5 separate regions of the Homo sapiens genome follow, and all the other regions are linked to region 4. The links are chromatin contacts, found by Hi-C or POLR2A ChIA-PET in ENCODE. All regions are on one chromosome and are shown on one strand. The core of a region is the stretch at or near the end of the contact, and the rest is flanking DNA. Distances in the headings are between cores, read along the strand shown. Region 1 overlaps GRIN1 (glutamate ionotropic receptor NMDA type subunit 1). Region 2 holds the start of SAPCD2 (suppressor APC domain containing 2). Region 3 holds the start of NPDC1 (neural proliferation, differentiation and control 1). Region 4 holds the start of SNHG7 (small nucleolar RNA host gene 7). Region 5 holds the start of TPRN (taperin).

Region 1 (2,746 bases), core at 127-2,626, 420 kb after region 4:
TACGCCCCCTGCACTCGGCTTTAAGCTCACAGGTCACTTGTCCACTCCACTCATCCAACTGCAAGCCCCAGGGAGGGTTGGCCTGGGCTCCAGGAAAAAAGATTTTTAAAGACGTGACCAGGCAAAGTCCCAAGGGTATGCACAGGTCCCAAAGAAGGAATGCCCCGCCCAGGGAAAGACCCGCCCAGAAAAAAAGACCCGCCAAGGGAAAGCTCCGCCCAGAAAAAGACCTGCCCAGGGAAAGCCCCGCCCAGAAAAAAGGTCCTCCCAGGGAAAGCCCCACCCAGGGAAAGCTCCACCCAGATAAAAGCCCGCCCAGGGAAAGCCCCGCCCAGAAAAAAAGATCCGCCAAGAGAAGTCTCCGCCCAGATAAAAGCCCCGCCCAGAAAAAGACCCGCCAAAGGAAAGCCCAGCCCAGAAAAAAGACCTGCCCAGGGAAAGCCCCACCCAGGGAAAGCTCCGCCCAGATAAAAGCCCGCCCAGGGAAAGCCCCGCCCAGAAAAAAGACCAGCCCAAGGAAAGCTCCGCCCAGGGAAAGCCCCGCCCAGAAAAAAAGACCTGCCCAGGGAAAGCTCTGCCCAGATAAAAGCCCGCCCAGGGAAAGCCCCGCCCAGAAAAAAGACCAGCCCAAGGAAAGCCCTGCCCAGAAAAAAGACCGCCCAGGGAAAGCCCCGCCCAGAAAAGACCCGCCCAGGAAAAGCTCTGGCCAGATAAAAGCTCAGCCCAGGGAAAGCCCCGCCCATAAAAAAGCCCCGCCCAGATAAAAGCCCTGCCCAGCGAAAGCCTCGCCCAGGGAAAGCCCCACCCAGAAAAAGACCCGCCCAGGGAAAGCCCAGCCCAGAGAAAAGACCCGCCCAGGGAAAACTCTGCCCAGATAAAAGACCCGCCCAGGGAAAGCCCCGCCCAGAAAAAGTCCCGCCCAGGGAAAGCCCCGCCCAGAAAAAAAACCCGCCCAGGGAAAGCCCCGCCCAGAAAAAAGTCGCGCCCGGGGAAAGCCCTGCCCAGAAAAAGTCCCGCCCAGGGAAAGCCCCGCCCAGGGAAAGACCCGCCCAGAAAAAAGTCCCGCCCAGAAAAAAGTCGCGCCTGGTGAAAGCCCTGCCCAGAAAAAAGACCAGCCCAGGGAAAGCCCCTCCCAGAAAAAAAGACCCGCCCAGGAAAAAGCTCTGGCCAGATAAAAGCTCCGCCCAGGGAAAGCTCCGCCCAGGGAAAGCCCCGCCCAGAAAAAAAGCCCCACCCAGGGAAAGCCCAGCCCAGAAAAAGACCCGCCCAGGGAAAACTCCACCCAGAAAAAAGACCAGCCCAGAGAAAGCCCAACCCAGAAGAAAGCCCCACCCAGGGAAAGCCCCGCCCAGGGAAAGCTTCACCCAGAGAAATTCCCACTTAGAGAAATTCCCACTCAGAGAAAGCCCCACCCAGAAACGTGCCACCCAGGGAAAGCCCCACCCAGTGAAAGCCCCTACCAGAAAAAGCCCCGCCCAGAAAAAGCCCCTCTTAGAGAAAGCCCCGCCAGACTCTCAGAAGTTAATTTCCTTTTTCGTTGTTTTGAGAGGGAGTCTTGCTTTGTCACCCAGGCTGGAGTGCAGTAGTACAATCTCAGCTCACTGCAACCTCTGCCTCCTGGGTTCAAGCGATTCTCCTGCCTCAGCCTCCCGAGTAGCTGGGACTACAGGCACAAGCCACCACACCCGGCTAATTTTTGTATTTTTAGTAGAGACGGGGTTTCACCATGTTGGCCAGACTGGTCTCGAACTTGTGGCCTCTTTTTTTTTTTTTTTTTTTTTCTTTGAGATGGAGTCTCACTCTGTCACCCAGGCTGGAGTGCAGTGGCTCGATCTCGGCTCATTGCAAGCTCCACCTCCCGGGCTCACGCCATTCTCCTGCCTCAGCCTCCCAAGTAGCTGGGACTACAGGCCCCTGCCACCACGCCCTGCTACTTTTTTGTATTTTTAGTAGAGACGGGGTTTCACCATGTCAGCCAGGATGGCCTCAATCTTCTGGCCTCATGATCTGCCCGCCTCGGCCTCCCAAAGTGCTGGGATTACAGGAGTGAGCCACCGTGCCCAGCCACTTGTGGCCTCTTCTGTTATTTTCTGAATTGTTTACACTTCCCTTACTCATCACAGAGCTTGAGAGAAATTCTGTAGCTGTGATGGGATAAAAGGATGGATGGGCAGGTGAACAAATGGACAGACAGCTGGCTGGGAAGTGGAATTTCTTCATCCAAGATGGGTCAACTCAAGGAATCGATTGCCCTAAAACATACCTGTTCCACTGTTGGCCACTTTTGCAATAGACAAGTTCACATCAAGCTAGACCTGCCTGATCCCTACATTCTAACTGGAGTGACCAACAGGACACGGGAGAGAAAACCACATACAAAACCAATCCACAGAACCCCGCCATGCCCAGGTCCCCACAGAGAGGGGAGGGGGCGTTTTCTCCACTTTTTTTTCTCGGCCTGTGAGCCCCTGAGCCGTGCACTGCGGTCCCACAGGTTGACCCCGCGTTGCCAGCCTCAGGGCCAAGGTCACGTTTCCAGACATGGCCCTAAGAAAAAGGCCAGCCCAGGGGAAGGGACATGGTCAGGGCACACAGGAACCACGTGCATACCACACATCCATGCCCATGAGCACACACCACACACCACATGTGTATGCACATACCATACACACGTGCACAAATGCATGTATACACACTATAGTCACACCATGCATACATCTCTACCCACACATGCAGAATCATGTAC
Region 2 (2,700 bases), core at 156-2,655, 340 kb after region 4:
ACAGGTCCTGTTCCCAAGGCAGGCACTGGGTTGGGGGAGACAGGGGACCATTCAGCAATCTCCCATCACTGCCAACTGGACCGGAAGGCAGGAGAGGAGTGTGCCAGCCATCCCCAGGGACTACGGCCTATGTCCCTCCATGGCATCTGCCATAGTACAGCCCCACTGGGGTGCAGGAGATCCACCCACGCCCCTGCCCATCTTGGCAACAGGGCCAGGTCCTCTTGGGCCACCAGCAGCAGCCCCCGCCTGCCTAGGCCTCAGTGGGGTCAGTGGGCCCAGCCCCCCTGGCTAAGCTGTCACACTGAGAAGGGGGACCCTTTCTTTGAGAAGGAAGCACTTCTGCCTGAGCAGCCACAGACAGGAGGCTGAGGGCCCAGGTGTCCCCAGGTGCGGAAAGGGTATTGGAGATGGAGAGCCCAAGCTCAGGCTTGGTACAGGTTGGGCTCCCGGTGGGTTTTCTGAGTCACCTGCCACCCCCCGGCCCTGGTGGCCTTATGCTGTGGCAGGAGAGGGTCTGGCTTGCCTCCCTAAGCAAGCCCCTGGGCTCACCGCGACAAGCATGAAGCCCTTTCCCTCCAGACCCGCCGAGGCGCCCTCCAGGATCCGGAGTCCACGAAGAGCCGCTCCCCGGTCCCGTCCCTTGTGGGAAATGCACGGGCAGCAGCTGTGGGACTGCGGTTTCTGGCCCGGGCCCGGGAGAGCTACGAGGGTGCCCGGGGGCCGTCCGGAACTCACCTGCGTCCGCGCTGGAGCTCGGTTCCAGCGCCGCGCTCTGGGACCGCTCGGGCTCCGCGGGGCAGGGCGCCGCCTCAGCCGGGGCGCACAGCTGCTCCGGGCTGCGGGCGGCGGCGCTGGGACCGGCCAGAGGGGCGCGCACGCCCAGGGGCAGGGGCTTCCTCTCCAGGACCGTCCGCGGCTCGTCGGCCGGAGCGAACACCAGGCGCTGCGGCGGCGGCGGCGGCTGATCCCCGGGCCGGGCCGGGGCGCGCGTGGGGTCCCGGGGGCCGCCGTCGGCGCTCAGCAGGGAGGTGCGCAGGCCGGCCACGAAGCGCTCGAAGGTCAGGTAGCCGCTGGCCGGGGCCACCTGGCGCAAGCCCTCCAGCACCCCGCGGGGCAGCTCCCGCGCGTCGGTGCCCTGCCAGCGGGACTCGATCTCGCGCAGGTGCACGCAGCCGCGCCGCCGGTCGTCCAGGATGTCGAACAGGGTGCGCAGGCTCTGCAGGAAGGCGCGCGGCAGCCCCTCCGTGCTGGGCGCGGGTGCGGGGGGAGGCACGCGGCCCCGCTCGGCCATGGCGGCCCCGGCCATGGGCGCCCGGGATCGGTCCCCTCGTCCACCCGCGTGCGTCCCAGCGCGGCCCCACGGAGGGGCCGGCCCGGCGAGCTCAGCCCACGGCGACAATAGCGACTACTTTTGAATGGGGCCCTCCTCGCGGCGTCAGCCCTCATTAACATGCGCCGCGGCCATTGGCCGAGCCCGTCCCATCTGCTCTCTGATAGGCTGAGAGGAGGTTTGATTTTTTTTTTTTTTTTCTTGCCGAGTGGCCCTGGGAGGCGCGCGGAGGCCCTGGGCAGGCGGAACCGGATCCCCCAGCTCCTGCTCCACTCTGGCCTCGCAGACCTTCCTTTCTGCCCCGCCCCAGCCCCACCAAACCTCCTGCCGCGGCCAGGCGCTTTCTCGGATCCAGCTGTGGCTGGCTGCCCCGGCCACCTCTCCAAGGGGCGGGGCCTGGCACCCTACAAAAAAACCTGTCTCCAGGTAGCCTCGTGGGGTAAGAATGGGGGGGGGCACCCCCTCCAAAGATCCCACTTTTCCCCTCTAGTTCCCTGGCCGCAAGCACAGGTGACCCTGCGGCCCCCTTCTCTTCCACCAGGAGGGCCCCAAGAGGATCGTAGGCTCCAGCCAGCTGGGCGCTTCCCACTCACAGAGGCCTTTCTGTCCCCACTGCTGCTGGCTCCTCCTCTGGTCCCTCGGGACAGTCTGGCCTGGCCTGCCTGCTGCAGAACAAAGCCACTTTCTCCTGTGTCCCCAGATCCCCATCTAGTGACCAGCTCCCTCTGCCTCTTGCTCTCCTCTCCTCCTTCCCCTGGCTGGACACCTCCTCCAGCTGCTCTCCTGGCTCCCGCAGCCCTGTCCCCCTGCCTCTGCTGTGTTTCCAGCTGGGATCTGGTCACTCTGTCTTCATTTGGTCTGTCCACATGGGAGGTGAGACCAGGCCTTAGCCTGGGTTCTAGCCCTGGGAGCCCATCTCAGGGCTGGCCAGTAGTACCCTCTAGGTTCCAGGGAGGTGTTCAGGGTGCAAACACCCTCCCCAGACAGGCCCCCAATCCGAGACTTGCCTTGGCCCTCTGCGGGTCTCCCACCCTCCCTCCTGGGCAGGCCTCAGCTGGCATACCTACCTGGGTCTCTGTCCTCAGGCCTGAGCCACTGGTGCCTGTGTCTCAAGCTGTAGAGGCATCTTCCCAGGCCAGGGAGTATCCTGGGTCCACTTCTCTTCTGGGTCACTCACTCTAAGTGGGACTCCTTCATCGTAGGGAATGCTGGAAGGACATAAGAAGCTCTGAGCCTGGAGCAGCCCATCAGAGCTTGGTCCTGTAAGCCAGCTTCCCCTTTAATGGCTGGTCTGCTCAAAAACCCAGCACGAGGCCGAGGCGGGAGGATCACTTGAGCTGGGGAGTTCAAGACCAGCCTGGGCAACA
Region 3 (2,852 bases), core at 301-2,800, 320 kb after region 4:
CCTCCCTTCCAAGCACTGGGCACTGGGAATGGGAGGAGTTGCCTAGGGAGGGCCCTGCCAGGTCTCCCGGTGAGGCAGACACGAAGCTGCAGAGGCCGGTGAACTGAGGACTGGCACCTGCCACCCACCCGGGCTCAGCACAGCAGCTGCAGCCCCGTTTCCTGAATAGGTGGCCTCCGCCTTTCCTGGCTGAGCACACTCTGATTCTCGGAAGCCTCTCCTGTTCATGCCCACCTCCCATCCAGGGGCACTGAGCCCAGGAGGAAGCCGGCCTCACTCTGGCCCCTTGAGGCCACACACACAGAACCAGGCTGCCCAGGACAGCGCCTCAGCTGTGCCACAATCCACTTAACTTCTCCATGCCTCGGATTCCTTGCCTGTAAAACGGGCTCACAGCACCTCTTCTGCAGGGCTGCCAGGAGTACTGTACGAATGCAGTCGCAAAGTCTCCCAGTTCAGTCCCCCCAGAAAAACGTCAGCTTTGCATCCTGGGTTCCTGCAGGGAGCTCTGCTCTCTGGACCCTCAGGACCCATCTGTGCAGGTGAGAGGGTGTCCCAGGACCCTGGGCTTATCACCCTCCTCCGGAGTCCACCTGCAGCCCTCAGTCCCAAAGACAGAATGCCAGTGCCCTCGAGGGCAGGGGATGCAGGCGGAGGCTCTGAGGCTGCAACAGTCTCCCTCCTATTGAAGCTAGAACAGCACCCCGAGCCTGCGCCATAAGTGCCCCCAGAACTTCAGCGCCCACCATGGCGCACAAGGCCGGTGCCCAGCGCCACCCAAGGCGTGAGGACAGGCAGAGCAGCACTGAGGCCCCGACCCCGGGACGCGCACCGGCAGCGAAGCCGGCGGGCACTCAGGGCCAGCCCCACACCCGCAGGAGCCCCGAACACGGAGACACAGAGACGCACACAGGCAGACTCCCGGCGGGCCCGCCCAGAGCCAGATGGCCGCGGCGCGGAGGCCTGAGCCAGACGCGCTCCCGGCGGAAGAAGCCATGAATGTAAGGTACGCCTCTGGGAACCGGCAGAAGCCCCATCCGGCGCGGCCTTTTGGAGGCTCCGCGCTGCGCCCTCCGGCCAGGCCTGTTTATTCCATCGTGGGCGAGGCGGGGCCCCCGCCACCAGCGGACCAGGCCTGCAGGGCCTGCGGGCCTGGGCAGGACGAGGGCGGCGGCGCCCGGCAACCCGGTCCCCGCCCGGCGATCCCGGCCCCGGGGCGCCCCGCGGCCTGCGCCCAGCGCGCTCGCTCACCCGGGTGGCCGGCGGCGGCTCCACGCAGGGCGGCGCCGAGGACGAGGCCGGAGAGCAGCAGCCGCAGCAGCCGCAGGTGCCGCGGGGAGGGCGGAGGCAGCGGCGTCGCCATCCTTCAGCGCCGCCGCCGGGGCAGCATGGCACCGCGAGGCCAGGGGCTCGGCGCGGGCTCCGGGCTCCGCGTCGGGAGCAGCGGAGGCAGCGGGGGAGGACGCAGGAGGAAGAAGAGGCGGATGCCAAGGAGGAGGAGGAGGAAGAGGAAAGGCACGGGCGGCGGCGCTGACGCTGCAGCAAGGATCCGGGATGGAGGCGCCGGCGAGGCGCGCACGCGGAGACTGCGCCTGCGCGCTCCACCTGAGGGGGCGGGAGGGCGGCTCCAGACTGCGCCCCCTCCCCCTGCTCCAGTTCTGGTCCCCTCTCCGGGCCTCGCTGGACCTCTCTCGGCCTCAGGGTGTCTCGGCACCTGCGGTCTCTGGGGCCGGTGCGGTTCCCAGAAGTCCGGCTGGGTTTGGGCCGCGGGTGGGCTTCTCCAGGATGCGCTCCCTTCTGGCCTCTTCCCGGTAGGACTCCGAGCCCCTCACCCGCACCCGCGATGGGGCAGAGGACCTGTGTGGGCCTAGCCTCGCGAGCGCACAGAGACACAGGAGCGCCGGGCGCACGCAGACAGGTGCTCACGAGCTGGGCAGGTGCACAGGAAGGCACAGGTGTGCCCACAGAGGCAGGGGCACCCCCACTCGCGGGAAAAGCAAATACAGGAACACAGAACGGCCCCGGCCCCGACTGCAGCTTTGGCTGGAGCCGCGGCGGCCGCGCTCAGTGAGGCCACCAGGGGGCAAGAGTGATCCGGAGCCACTGAGGACCGGAGCTGGGAGCTGTCCAAGGTGTTCAGGGTCCCCAGGTGACAGCCCTTTAGCTCCCTCAGGACAATGGGCATCTTTTTTTTTTTTTTTCTTTGAGACAGCGTCTCTGTCGCCTAGCCTGGAGTGCAGTGGTGCCATTTCGGCCCACTGCAACCTCCACCTCTCGGGTTCAAGTGATTCTCGTGCCTCTGCCTCCTGAGTAGCTGGGATTACAGGCGCGTGCCACCATGCTGGGCTAATTTTTGTATTCTTAGTACAGACGGGGTTTCACCATGTTGCCTCAGCTGGTCTTGAACTCCTGACCTCAGGTGATACGCCAGCCTCAGCCTCCCAAAGTGCTGGGATTACAGGCGTGAGCCACTGTGCCCAGCTGACAACGGGCATCTCTGATGCCCCCCTTGCACCTCACCTGTTGCCTCCCAAGAGCACGCCCACCCCATCCCACTAGAAACCTCCTTTGACTAGTCATTCAGAGAACAAGAGTGAGACCTCCAACCCGGGGTGTCCCCTTGGTCCTTCCAGTCTCAGAACTCCAAAGCTGGGGCTGGCTGCCCTCAGGTTTATCAAATGACTTTAAAAAAAAATGGTGAAGAGGGGAGGGAAGAGCAGAATAAGAACCACCACCCTCCTCGCCAGGGCACTGAGCATAGAGACAGTGTCTAAGCTCACTTCCCAGGAAGGTGAGGAGGCGAGTGGGCAAGACCAGGCCTTCCCATCCTGGAGAAAACTGGCTTGGGGAGG
Region 4 (2,700 bases), core at 117-2,616:
TCTGCCACCTAATGACACAGATGTGACACGGCAGCCACAGCTGCAACGCCTCTAGGGGCAGTGTCCTGTTGAAGACTAAATAATCCGTTTTTACTCCCCTGGAGACAGCTTCTAGCCTCAATGTGAACACAAGACCGACTGGTCCCTCCAGTCACTTAAGATGTTGCACAGGAGGGCTTAGTTACATTGGAGGATTGACCCTGTTCCAGCTCCAATGCACCAACTTACCCAACACCCCACGCACGTGTCATCTCCAGTGAGCAGACGTCCTAGAGAAAAAAAGAAACCGCAATTTTGTATAAATCTTGCAAACACCACAGAGGAGCATCACATAAACACTGCGTTTTTTGGGAGGCCGAGGCGGGCAGATCACTTGAGGTCAGGAGTTCAAAACCAGCCTGGCCAACACGGTGAAACCCGTCTCTCTAAAAAAAAAAAAAAAAAAAGTTAGCTGGCCTAGTGGCTGGCGCCTGTAATCCCAGCTACTCTGGAGGCTGAAGCAGGAAAGTCGCTTGAACCCAGGAGGCAGAGGTGGTAGTGAGCTGAGATCGCGCCACTGCACTCCAGCCTGGGCAACTGAGACTCTGTCTCGAAAAGAAAAAGACTGCGTTTTGCTGCATCTGGTCTCCAGGAAGGCGGACCAAAGAAGCTCCCTGCCACCAAAAAGCTCACTGTCACAAGGGCCGTTCTAGAAAAATCCGACCCATGTTACTCTCTCCCCTTACTCTACGCTTAATTTGCGGGAGGGGAAGTTGGAGTTACAACACAGTGGCCACGAAACGCGGGCTGCTGATCCCCTGCAGGTATCAAGGGACCAGGACCACGAGGCGGAATGCCCACCAGACAACCGAGCAGTCCTCCTCCCGCCAGAACAGCCTCCCGCTGAGCAGCCACAGTGACAAGGAAACCACCTGACGCAGCATAAGAAATCAATTTTTCAAAGATGCCGACAAACATCTTCCCACAGCCTGAGCGACTCAGGGAAGCAGCGGCAGGAGCGGAAGGGTCGTGGGTGAACGGGGTGCCTTTCTCTAAGATCCGAATTCGCGCACTCAGCTCTCACCAGGCTTCCCGAAGCTTCCTGGCTGGAAACCGCGCAGGGCCGGCAGCGCCCTCTCCACCAAGGGACACACCAGCGGCGCCTCCTCCGCGGCCCGGGCCCCCATCCCGCGGCTCGCGCGGCCAGGACGCCCCAGGTCGGAGCCTGCCCCCACCCCGCACCCGGAGGCCAGCAGCCCAGTCCCCTAGGCCGCGCAGCGCCAGCGAGAGCGAGGCTGCAGGGCGAGGCCCGGTGAGGCGCTCGAGAACTGGCCGGGAGGAGAAGTCAGGCGGCCCACCCGCCACGGCAGCCTCCGGCGCACGCAGAGGACGAGAAGGGAAGCGCCGCGCCTTTTATAGCGCGTACGGCGGCCCGCAAGAGTCAATCCGCCCCGCCCAAGCAGCGCCCCCCAGCGGTCCCCGGCCGTTCAGCTCCCCGCGCCCGCACGTGGGCGCTGCTCAGTGGCTGGCGGGCGGGCGTGTGGGTTCGCCACGCAGAGCAGCGGCAGCGCCGTGACCCGTGTCCTGCACCGCGACCGCCCCACGGGGCCAGCAGCCAGGGCCGCGCCGTTTCCGACCCGCCGGGTGCCGGGCACGCCACGGACACGCGCGGCTCCCCGTTTTCGCGGAGGATTCCCAGGCCGGGTCAGGAGGACGCTCCACGAGCCCGTGGGTCCCGGTGGTCCCAGCCATTGGGGCGGCTCCCGTGACTGTCGAGCAGCGCCCACCCCGGGCAGCATGGGGCTCCCGCGACGCGCTCCGTCCCTTCCCCACCAGGGGCTCTGCCGGTGTCGGCCATGGGCGCGGGTACACACCAGGCGCCTAATGAGTGCTGAGGCGGGCGAGGGTCCCGGCAGGCGGGATTACCGCGGCCAGGCCTGACTAGCGCCCTGTCTGCGCTGTGTCCTGGGACCTCGGTCACCGCGCAGGGCGGGACACCGAGGCCTCGCGGCCAAGCGACTCGCCGCGGTCGCCGGGCTGCGAACGGTGGAGCCGCCGGGACTCGGACCAGGACGCGAGCTCCAGAGCAGGGGATGACAGGCCTGAGCCGCAGGGGCCGGGAGGAAGGCCGCGCTGCTGTCCTGGGGCTGGGCAGCCTCCGCATTGCACAGCGCAGACCGCTCTAGCCTTAGGCCTGGAGGGGACACCAGGAGATGAGGCTTCTGGCTCAGCCTGCTCTCTGCAGCCACAGGCAAAGGCCAGGAAGGCCGGGGTGCGGGAGCTGGCATAGGAGCTGGCTCCAGCTCGGGTACTGGCTTAGAGGGAGCAGGAGCTGGTGATAAATTCAACTCAAATTTTCATTGCCTTTGCAAAGCCAGAAAACACCCCAGGGCTCCTAAGAAAAGCCCCAGCGCAGGACCCCAGGACACTTTGCAACTGGGCTGCAACTGCGCGGTCTGAGGCTCCTCCCTGTGTGGCCCCACCAGCAGGCTGGGTTCTAGCTCTGGTGTTGGGGCTGGAGCTGGCACCACAGCAGGCTCCACCTCCAGAGATGGTGCAGGCTCTGTCCTAGCACTGACACGGTTGTTGGAGACAAGCTGGCTCTGCCCCGGGGACCGATGCTCTGGAGCTGCCTCTAGCTGTGTTGCTGTTGCTAGTCTTTGCCCTGGGAAAAGTGTCAGAGCTGGTCCTAGCTCTGGATATGGTGCTAGAGCTGGTTCT
Region 5 (2,700 bases), core at 1-2,500, 470 kb after region 4:
AGCGAGGGCGGTGGCTGTCCTGGGACAGGCCCCCTCCTCGACTGCCCACTGTGCCTCGACCTCCAGGGGGCTCTTCCCGAGGGCAGGCGCACCATCCCCTCCAGGCACCGGCTGGGATCCGAGCTCCTGGCTCGGGGAGGCCGGGCCCAGGTCTCCCTTTGGCAGCTCCACGGACTGCCTCCCCTCAGGAGGAGGAGCCCCGGAGGCCTTGCTCTTGGGGATGACCATGAAAGAATTTCGAGAGTTTGCGCGGAGGCTGGCCAGCGCCCGGGCCTGGAGGTCCCCCAAGGGGATGGTCTCCATAACTGGCTTGGGGGCCGGCCGTATCTCGAAGGAGTCGTTGGTGCTGGTGGCTGCGGAGACGCACTGGCGCTGGCTAGGAGTGGCACTGGCAGGGGGTGAGGCTGGAGTGGCACTCGGGGTCCCGGGGCTGGGGGGCGGGTGGAGGGAGGGATCCCCCGACTCCACCTTTGGCTTCCACTGTCCCGACCCAGGCGGGGAGCCCGCGAGGCGGTTGGCAGGGCCGGCCCGGGGCTCAGGGGCCGAGTGCCCGTTGGAGAGCAGGCGGGCGCCCGCGCCGCGGTGCAGACCCCGGGGGTGGACGGTGAAGGAGTTGCTGCCGGTCTTCTGGAGGAAGTCGCTGCGCCGGGCCCCGGGGCTCGCCCCGCCACCGCGGGGCCCGGGCGCGGCGGGCGGGCTGGGGGCCGCGGGCGGGGGCCGGGGCGGCGCGGGCGGCGGCGGCGGCGGCGGGGGGCGGGCGCGCTCGGGGCTCCCGCGGCGGCGCGGCGCGGCGGGCGGGTCGAACCTCTCCAGTAGGCGGCTGACGCGGCCGGGCGGCGCCCCGTACACCAGCACCTCGGCGGCGCGGATCTGCGCGGCCCCCGGGGCGGGCGGCGCGGGCGGGAAGCCGGGCACCGTCTCGATGATGAGGACGCTGTCGGCGCGGAGGGCGCGCACGCCAGGCACGCGGCGGTACCGCTCCAGCAGCCGCGCCCCCGCCGCGCCCCCGCCGCGCCGCCGCTCGGCCTCCAGCAGCATGAACGGGTTCTCGCGCAGCGGGCCCAGGCTCTCGGCCAGCACCCGCTGCTCGGGCTCCGCCGCCCCGGGCCCCGCGCCCCCGCCCAGCGCGGCTAGCTTGGCCCGCTTCCGCTCCAGGATCTCACGCTTCCAAGCGGGCACCGCAGCGCGCGGCCCCGAGCCCGGCCGCCCCAGGGCGGCCATGCTGCGAACGCGGCAGCGGACGGCTGGACTGAGGGCCGGAGTGGCAGCCGCCGCCGCGGCCAGCCTGGGCGCCGCGGCCACGCCCCCTCCCGGGCCACCGACCATTGGGGAAAGCCCGCTCTCCCCGCCCCGTGCGGGAGGCCCACCTATGGCAGGGGAGGAGGGCGGGCCCCTCAAGTGACCCTACCGATTGGACAACACTCGCCTCAACCCCGCCTCCCAAGGGACTTCATTGGACAACGCCTATCACCGGAGCTGGCCTCCATTGGGGACGGCCCCCCGGACACACCCCGGTGCCTCGCGCCGCTCACTGGCAGACCCCACTTCCGCCTCTGCGCTCTCAGCTCCCGGCGTCCCTGGGGGTAGCCGGGTGCGCGGCCCCTGGACCCTGCGCCCCGAGTGACCTTGGCTGAGCTTGGGACTTCCTCATGCTGCCAGCACCGAGGCCGCCTGTTCCGTCCGCTGAGAGCGCGGTGCAGGAAGGGCGCTGCTCCAGGACCGAAGGCACCCGTGTCCGTGGACGGTGCACAGGCCACACTCTGGCCCGGACCCTGCTTTCACCAGGGGTCCTCCGACCTCCGGCAGGTGCCTGCGGGGCTTGGAAATGCCAATTCTGGAGCCCCGAGCAGCCCCAACGAACCAGTTTCTCAGAAATCCCTAGTTTTTATAGGCTGCCCAGGTGGGAGCCTCTTAACCCAACCTTGCCATCCGTGGTCCCCAAAAAGCATCTGCAGGAGCAGGCACAAAGGAAGCAGCCTCTCCCGCCACACGCAAGCAGGTTCACCAGGGCAGGGCCCTGCATGCTTGGAGAGCTCTCCAATGCATTCAGAGCCAAAAAAAAAAAAAAAAAGCCAGGGTAACGGTGGGCCCCATAGGGCCGACCCCTGTGTCTGATTATTCCACCCTGCTGCCACGTTAAGGTTACTCCTCTCCCATCGGTTGAACGTCCCCTCATCAAGGCTCCGGATACCATGACCCTGAGGGCACAGCCTCCCGGCTGACAAGTCCCTTCTGCCCCAGGGAGGGCTTCAGAGTGCTTCCACAGCCTTTCAAGCCTGCAGACAATAGGGAGATCGCTTGGAGTCACGGGGAGAAGGGGAATTGGAGTGCACGGACATCACCTTCTTTCCATCACCTGCCCTGCAGTCAGCAGCCTGCTCAGTAGACACTGCTGTTTCCCACACCAAGGTCGCCTGGGTCTCTGCAATGATGCAGAACAGATTTTTTTTTTTTAACTTGGGGATGCCCTTCTCAGCTTCTGTGCCCCATGACAGTCTGCAGCAGCCGCTAGCTTAATGCTTGCCTTATTCTCCTGCCACTCCATTAAGCTGGAGAAAATAAACTTTTTCTTTTTCTTTTTTTTTTGAGATAGAGTCTTGCTCTTGTCACCCAGGCTGGAGTGCAGTGGCACGATCTCGGCTCACTACAACCTCCGCCTCCAGGATTCAAGCGATTCTCCTGCCTTCGCCTCCCAAGTAG

Evidence for each region. A loop is a pair of places that touch in the nucleus more often than their neighbours do. ChIA-PET counts read pairs that join two places held with the same protein, here RNA polymerase II (POLR2A). Pooled maps may share reads with other maps.
Region 1: a pooled map shows a loop between it and region 4 (4-fold over the local background). The contact joins the enhancer-like site here to the promoter of SNHG7 in region 4. A Hi-C loop is called at or near these places in 2 of 50 pooled maps. POLR2A ChIA-PET finds 5 or more read pairs at or near these places in 4 of 52 experiments (B cell, BJ, OCI-LY7 and 1 more).
Region 2: a map with no recorded cell type shows a loop between it and region 4 (7-fold over the local background). The contact joins the promoter of SAPCD2 here to the promoter of SNHG7 in region 4. A Hi-C loop is called at or near these places in 1 of 168 maps with a recorded cell type or tissue (naive thymus-derived CD4-positive, alpha-beta T cell), 1 of 37 single-sample maps with no recorded cell type and 8 of 50 pooled maps. POLR2A ChIA-PET finds 5 or more read pairs at or near these places in 14 of 52 experiments (AG04450, CD4-positive, alpha-beta T cell, CD8-positive, alpha-beta T cell and 11 more).
Region 3: a pooled map shows a loop between it and region 4 (2.9-fold over the local background). The contact joins the promoter of NPDC1 here to the promoter of SNHG7 in region 4. A Hi-C loop is called at or near these places in 4 of 50 pooled maps. POLR2A ChIA-PET finds 5 or more read pairs at or near these places in 4 of 52 experiments (HEK293, T-cell, activated CD4-positive, alpha-beta memory T cell and 1 more).
Region 5: a loop to region 4 is called in a pooled map, with 8 times the contacts of the local background. The contact joins the promoter of TPRN here to the promoter of SNHG7 in region 4. A Hi-C loop is called at or near these places in 6 of 50 pooled maps. POLR2A ChIA-PET finds 5 or more read pairs at or near these places in 4 of 52 experiments (HEK293, PC-9, activated B cell and 1 more).

Annotation. Positions count from the first base shown.
Region 1 is chr9:137,150,140-137,152,885 of GRCh38, forward strand. All of the region lies in intron 4 of GRIN1 (glutamate ionotropic receptor NMDA type subunit 1), which reads left to right. Among named protein-coding and RNA genes, the nearest start is that of GRIN1, 12 kb to the left of the region's middle. RefSeq lists an enhancer at 1,292-1,611. Within about 2 kb of position 1,377, at least 4 of the 41 ENCODE cell types and tissues checked have a DNase peak (open chromatin) inside an H3K27ac peak, as active enhancers do; they include B cell and OCI-LY7, where a contact is called at or near this core.
Region 2 is chr9:137,069,152-137,071,851 of GRCh38, forward strand. It overlaps SAPCD2 (suppressor APC domain containing 2), which reads right to left and starts at 1,406. Exons shown (of 6, transcript NM_178448.4): 1 at 739-1,406. The coding sequence starts at 1,309. RefSeq lists silencers at 734-783, 834-883, 1,054-1,463 and an enhancer at 1,568-2,547.
Region 3 is chr9:137,044,627-137,047,478 of GRCh38, forward strand. It overlaps NPDC1 (neural proliferation, differentiation and control 1), which reads right to left and starts at 1,551. Exons shown (of 9, transcript NM_015392.4): 1 at 1,252-1,551. The coding sequence starts at 1,363. RefSeq lists an enhancer at 1,616-2,285.
Region 4 is chr9:136,726,818-136,729,517 of GRCh38, forward strand. It overlaps SNHG7 (small nucleolar RNA host gene 7), which reads right to left and starts at 1,367. Exons shown (of 5, transcript NR_024543.1): 1 at 1,064-1,367; 2 at 229-269. LOC124900276 (cuticle collagen 2-like) reads right to left here and starts at 1,367. Exons shown (of 5, transcript XM_047424334.1): 1 at 1,064-1,367; 2 at 229-269. It overlaps SNORA17A (small nucleolar RNA, H/ACA box 17A), which reads right to left and starts at 62; the gene lies at 1-62. RefSeq lists silencers at 1,115-1,794, 1,948-2,117 and an enhancer at 2,565-2,700.
Region 5 is chr9:137,199,491-137,202,190 of GRCh38, forward strand. TPRN (taperin) reads right to left here and starts at 1,251. Exons shown (of 4, transcript NM_001128228.3): 1 at 1-1,251. The coding sequence starts at 1,221. RefSeq lists silencers at 853-922, 1,013-1,482 and an enhancer at 1,711-2,239.